2 separate regions of the Homo sapiens genome follow, and region 2 is linked to region 1. The links are chromatin contacts, found by Hi-C or POLR2A ChIA-PET in ENCODE. All regions are on one chromosome and are shown on one strand. The core of a region is the stretch at or near the end of the contact, and the rest is flanking DNA. Distances in the headings are between cores, read along the strand shown.

The links. Hi-C counts contacts between places; a loop is a spot of excess contacts on that map. ChIA-PET counts read pairs that join two places held with the same protein, here RNA polymerase II (POLR2A). Pooled maps may share reads with other maps.
Region 2: a loop to region 1 is called in a pooled map, with 6 times the contacts of the local background. The contact joins two enhancer-like sites. A Hi-C loop is called at or near these places in 2 of 37 single-sample maps with no recorded cell type and 11 of 50 pooled maps. POLR2A ChIA-PET finds 5 or more read pairs at or near these places in 5 of 52 experiments (MCF 10A, activated CD4-positive, alpha-beta T cell, activated CD4-positive, alpha-beta memory T cell and 2 more).

What each region holds. Positions count from the first base shown.
Region 1 is chr7:111,011,643-111,015,073 of GRCh38, reverse strand. The region is part of intron 3 of IMMP2L (inner mitochondrial membrane peptidase subunit 2); the gene reads left to right. Among named protein-coding and RNA genes, the nearest start is that of LRRN3, 78 kb to the left of the region's middle. Within about 2 kb of position 1,598, at least 6 of the 41 ENCODE cell types and tissues checked have a DNase peak (open chromatin) inside an H3K27ac peak, as active enhancers do.
Region 2 is chr7:111,136,697-111,140,127 of GRCh38, reverse strand. The region is part of intron 3 of IMMP2L (inner mitochondrial membrane peptidase subunit 2); the gene reads left to right. Among named protein-coding and RNA genes, the nearest start is that of LRRN3, 47 kb to the right of the region's middle. Within about 2 kb of position 1,752, at least 19 of the 41 ENCODE cell types and tissues checked have a DNase peak (open chromatin) inside an H3K27ac peak, as active enhancers do.

The sequences.
Region 1 (3,431 bases), core at 349-2,848:
TTCATTCCTTTGTGTATATACCCAGAGATGGCATTGCTGAATCATATGGTAATTTTAATCTTAATTTTTTGAGGAACCTCCTTACTGTATTCCATAGAGGATGCACCATTTTACAGTGCCACCAACAGGGCACCAGGGCTCCAATTCTCCACATCTTTGACAACACTTATTATTTTTGTGTTTTCTTTTGTTTGATAGGTGTGATCCTAATGGGTGGGTGTGGGATGATATCTCACTGTGGTTTTGATTTGCATTTTCACAAGCTTGTTGGCCATTTGTATGTCATATTTGCAGAAATATCTATTCAAGTCCTTTGCCAATTTTTAGATGGCTTATTTGGTTTTTTGTTGTTGTTGCATATAAGAGGTTTTTGAATATTCTTTATATTAGCCCCTCATCAAATATATGATTTTTTTTCCCATTCCATAGATTACCTTTCACTCTGTTGACTGTGTCCTTTGATGCACAAAAGTTTTAAAGTTTGATGTAGTTCCATTTGTCTGTTTTTGCTTTTGTTGTCTGTGCTTTTCATTTCATATCCAAGAAATCATTCCAAAAGCCTTTTAAATAGTCAACTTATGATAAAAACAGAGTTCAGTGATTCAAAGATTAATCCAGGAGTCATTTATATTTGCATTTAAAATGTAATTTGTACATACATAAGTGTGTGTGTATGTGTGTGTGTATATATATATACACACACAATTTTTTTTTCTTTTGACACAGAGTCTCACTCTCCTGCCAAAGCTGGAGTGCAATGATGCAATCTCGGCTCACTGCAACCTCTGCCTCCCAGGTTCAAGCAATTTTCGTGCCTCAGCCTTCTGAGTAGCTGTGATTACAGGCATGCGCCACAATGCCTGGCTAATTTTTGTATTTTTGGGGTTTTGCCATGTTGTCCAGACTGGTCTCAAACTCCCGGCCTCAAGTGATCTGCCTCCCTCGGCCTCCCAAAGTGTTGGGATTATAGGCGTGAGGCACCACACCTGGCCTGTTTGTACTTATATTTGATTATGGATATGCCTACTTTTCTGAAAAGTAATTGCCAGCAAAATAATGAAGTTTTGCTGTGAATATATGACTTGAGAAGCTGGAAATATGTCCAGTTTTCCTGACTTGACCCCTAGGTCAAGACCTCCTTGATATGAGGGAACTTTTTACATGTTTGTCTTTCAAAGAATTTTCTTGGTAAGATGAAAGCTATATGAGGTGGTAAACCAGACTTGTTTTTTAAAAAAGAAAAAAAAAATAAGCAGTCTACTTAATGTTTAATCAAGATATACCACAGATAAACTAAACGAATAAAAGATATACATAATTAAGATTTTACTCTATAATATTGCCTAAGTTACAGGGAATCATTCTACTTCACTGTAAAATGAATGATTTTTTCCACTTGTAGGCAAGGGGCATATATGGGAGTTTGTATGTGGGAGGAGTTAGTTTGGAGTGATGCCTGTGAACATAACCTGCTTGCACTCAAATCCTCCTCTTCTCCTCCTTCTGTGTTCCTTTTTATGTTGAATGGCTTCCTGTTCACCCACTTACTAAAACAGAAACTTGCACACCCTCCTTCCGTTTTCATCTCCCTCACACCTCCCATCCAGGCAGTCACCCAATTCTTTCAGTCTTACCTCGAAAAGTAAGCCTGTTTCTTTCTGTCCTTATTGCTACTTTCCTTGTGCAAGACTTCATGTTCTGCCTTAAAGTGTTGTAGAAGCCTTTTCATTGGCCAGCCTGCCTGCCTTGACTTGCCTCCTTCAGTCAGAAACATATTTATAAAATATGATTTGCTCATGTCTACCTCTTACATAAAACTCTTAAGTGGTTCTCAATTGCTCTTAGTACTAATACTGAAGTTATTATCGTGGCTTATAAGGTCTTTTGCAGTCTCACACATGTTTACCACAACAGCCTCATCTGTCCTTAGGTACTTTTCCCTTATATAATCTTTATCTAGGGGTCTTCTAAGGCCCTCTCTCCTTGTTTGTTTCTCTCAGTGGATTGTGGGGTTCATGAATTTAGGAATCATACCAATCTAGCTCACTGCTATAGTTCTTGTACCTAGTGCAATGTATAATACGTCAGGTATGCAGTACAATTGTGCTGAATGAATGAAAGCTGCAGTGCACATAAGCTATATGGAAGCCCTTCCTCTTCCTAATTGCAAATTTTCTTACAATAATTTAGGATGTTCGTTATTTTCTAACTCCCAACAAGCTTGAACAAGTTCTGAAAAAATAAGATACAGTGAACCCTCTCAGCTTTCATTTCCTCATCGGCAAGTTAGGGGCTAAAGCCTTTACTAATAAATCTGTAAGCTAAAGTGATTGGACCCATTCATCTCTGAAATTTCTGTTCTGTGATCCTATAAACATGTGTCCACCCTAACTTACCTAAAACTCCAGAATAGCTACCACATATGTAATGTATAAATAGTCGCTCTAAATCTATATTTATTGGCCTTCTAAAACATAATTTCTGTTAAGGTTGGTTTAAATTTTTTTAAAAGTCAGGATTGTGTCTTTATCAACTATGTTTCATTTGCCCCTATGTTAATATCATATATAAATATTACTATATGTGAATTATTTCATTGTAAATTGAAAAAGTATAATGTAGAGGAACTGAATGCATTCATGTTTATTTGCCTAGGTGAAATTTATATTTGTTTTTATTTTATTGGCTGCATTATTATGAAATACTGTTCGCACTATAGTGAGTCATTTCTGAAAGTAATTGCAACATTGTATGAGGTACTCAAACTCCTTAAAGGAAGAATAACAATATAAATTCAAAATGATAATGGAAATAATTGCATTGTTACTCTGAAAACTCGTGCTTGGACATCTCATCAGAAATGGTGCATATGAAAATTAGCCATATCAAATTTTACCTGAAATAGCCATAGAAATTTATTTTATCCCTGTACCTTTGATCTGCATTACATTTCAGCTCCTCAACTAATAGAATTCTCTCTCCCTGTACCTTTTTTCCCACTCGAACTCCATAAATATCTGTTACTCAATATAGACAGGGGGATGAAAATGGACATACTTACCTTCTCTTGCCTTCCACACATGAGTAGAAATGGTTCTGGAAAAGTGGGCTCCAGTAATATGCTGCCCAGCTGTGAAGTCCCAGAGAGAAATACAGGATGGCAGGAAATGGCAATGTCATAAGAATTTTGTGCTCGCTCTCCTACCAGAGCCATAGCAATTTCTAGCTTAGGGCATACCCTTCCCCACCCAAGGCACATTTTCTTCCTGGTGAGAATTGATTCATAGCCTATCAAAATCACACAAGTAAATGAGTAATTTATTTGTTTTCATTTGTTTATTCACTCATATAGAGAAAACACTCACTGACACTCTTGTCAGTTGTTGCCGTCTTCAGTGCAGCATGGTTTCAGAATTCGTTCCTTGCCCAGT
Region 2 (3,431 bases), core at 503-3,002, 120 kb before region 1:
TCCCTTGCCTTTTAGTTCTTATGTCTCACTGTTTTTAGTTGGTTTCCTTAATTTGAGTCTCTCTTCTTTCTTTTCTGATCTTTATTTTCAGTCCTGTTCATTGAACTCCAAGAAAATAACATATGTAGGAAATGTAATTCTAACTGTGGTTTAGTAGATGAGACCATGGAAGGCTAGGAGGTAACTGTAGAATTAAAAATTAGAGTTTCAGTTTTTGAAGAGTGTTGCCAACAGCACAGGCAATCTTGTCAGAGAAAGAATTATCCTAGTTTTTCCTTTTGCTGGGAAATTGTGAGTTGAACCAGATTTCCAGCAAGCAAAATACATTTTAATAGGTATTCTCTTTTCCTAGCTCAAAATAGTTTTTTTTATTTAGAGGAAAATGTATTTTGTTTCTACTTGAGGAATTTGAGGTTTATTGCTATTTTTATAAAGTGAATAGACACTATTTTATGTGTCTTCTGTTACAAAAAGAACAACTTTCTAGATGGGAGAGATGATTAACTTGCATATCAGGGTTAGGCTAATTACTACTATCTGTAATTTTCCCAAAATATATCTGGAAGCTGCTTAATTGCTATAGCATTTTTAAAAAATCTCTTTCCTTTCTCATAGTTTTTCCCACCATAGATAATTCTCAATTATTTCAGGGAAGTTGCCTATCTTTGTATCCCCTGAAGCTTCTAACATTTTAGTTTCTTAGTAAATACTTGTTGAACAAAAAGAAATACCAATCTAGTCCAGTCTCTGGCAGTAAATACTTGTTGAACAAAAAGAAATACCAACCTAGTCCAGTCTCTGGCCCTTGTTACCTGTTTTTTGTAGTTTGTTACCTGTTCATAGAATCATTTAGGATTTTTGCTTCTGGGTAATAGTGCCACTGTAATTCCCAGAGCTTTAAAATGGTGTCTTAATTTAGATCTTTTGTTAGCTCCGTTCCAAAATTTCTTCCTCATTGTACAATGTAAATAGGGCAAAGATAAAAAAATCCAGGCTTATTCCTTTTTTTTGGTGAAATACTAGATATCAAATGGATATCACATTCATTTATTTGTTCATTATTCTCACAATAGCCAAATCGAATCTTAAATAAAGGGATCAATAGAGATGATTTAAAAGATCATGTCAACTGAAAAACATTTAGCAGTATGGCATTTTCTCCTATAGTTGTGGTCTTTGAATACATCATAATTTTCAATATTTTCCCTTCCTAGAAAATAAATACAGGCAATCTCTGTTGCCTTAAAGGGTTTTACAAGTAAGTTTTATTACTTGAGGGTGCAGAAATGCCAAGCTATTCCAGGCAAGTGACCAAATAATGTCTGGGACTCTTTTTCTGGCAAAACAACTAACTATCTTTTCAGGTTCATGAGAACCAAATAGGACTTCAGCTGATTTTTTTTCTTTTAAAATAGAATTATCTATTGGCAGGACCTTATCTCTAATCTTTTTCTAGCTTTCTGTTTTCTTGTAGGACTATTTTGATTTATTGTGAGCCATTTTGCAGGGTTTTATTTACAAGTTTTACCTAACTTGGAACAAGAAATAACATTTGTTTGTTTGCAGATGCCTAGTACAATGTAAAATAGCATAAGCGGTTATATAAGAAACAATGAATTATATTGCCTATGTAATACAAAGTAGCTACCACAACTAAAGAGAAAGACAAGCTACTTCCTTCTTACTTTGATCTTATGGCCCCTGGAGTTAATTTGGGGCAGGAAATGCCAGTGCTGGAGGGCTGCCACGTCATTGGACAAAGTGAGAGCTTTTGGTTATTTTCTTTATGAGCTGTCACCCTAGTTTTGCTAGTGCTGAAGTGACAATAGCAGAAGAAAAGCTTTAGCTAAAGGGACCTTGTTTTTTTCCAGTGGAACAAAAACATCAAGATTACTCTAGGCAATATGACATTATTCACATTCACTAAATCTTTTGAAAAGAATGAATGGAGTACCTTTTTGTATTTTAAAGTAGGTTTATACAAAGGTGTAGCACAAGGCTGGTCACGGTGGCTCAGGCCTGTAATCCCAGCCTTTTGGGAGGCCTAGGGGAGCAGATAGCTTTGAGCTCAGGAGCTCGAGACCAGCCTGCGCAACATGGGGAAACCCCATTTGTACAAAAAAAACCCCACAAAAATTAGCTGGGTGTGGTGGCTCATGCCAGTAATCCCAGCTCCTCAGGAAGCTGAGGCTGGAGGATCACTTGAGCCTGGGAAGCAGAGGTTGCAGGGAGCTGAGATCATGTCACTGTACTCCAGGCTGGGAAACAGAGTGAGACCCTGTCTAAAAACAAAAAACCAAAACCAAAAGTTGTAGCATATACATCTGTACTTTAACTGAATGAGATTTTTAAAGTATAATTTCTTAAATCATTCATATTAAAGTTCTCATAAAAATCCAAGACTAGTTTCTGTTCTCCTTTGTTAGAGCTGTTGAAATACCACTTAGTTTTTAGAAATGGACTGCTTCTGACTGTGCTTTTATCATTCAGAGCATTGAAGTAGTAATTTAATATTTTTATTCCTCAAATCAAATTATTTTTTTCCTATCTTTGCTCTGCTTCTTGGCTTATCAAGCTTGATTATTATATTTGCCTTTTCTTATTTTGAGCAATGTGGTCTGAGTGTATGAAATAGAAAAAAATGATCTTACTAAGTAGATAAAACAATATGGTGGTGTTTTTGCATAATGGAAAAATTGTGAATTCTGGCTTAACGTATTTTTTTTGACATGATTAGGAAATGGTGAAATGAATAATTACCAACTAACACTGATTAAAATTCTTTACTTCCAATGGAAAATACCATTTTTATAAGGTATCCAGATGGCTCTTCCAGCATGCTTATTATTATAAATTGAATATAGAATGAGTCTTCTCGTAAATAAAGCGTACTTTATTTCTGTTATACCACTATAAATGCTATCAAATAGCTGAGGTGGAGGAAATTTACCACATTTCCACCAAACCTTATTGCCACTAGAAAGTGAACTAACCCACCATATTTTTGCAGCATTTCAACATGACGAAGACTATATATCGTTAGCCTCTAGATTTATGCATTTCTGTTTGTTTGTAGTGAGATTCTTAATTCTGTGCTGTTATGATAATAACAGCAAGCTAACCACCTTTCAACAGCAAGCTAACCACCTTTCAACCTTTCAATTTGTTTAACATGGAGAACAAATCCCTGTCACTACCACCTGTAAAAACTTGCTAGTGATGTTCCTTAAAGTTCGTTACCTGAAATTTCTTACTGATAATATAAAATATGGTTGCTGAAAGAATCTTTCTCATAGAGGTTAAATGAGTTTATATGTCTGTTCATGCTTAGCATTTCCTAAGTGCTGGTGATGATGATATTGATGATGCTGTTAGCCACATCATTTGGGATCAAGTAGAATTATCTTTGTCCGTTTACAGCTGGCTTTGCT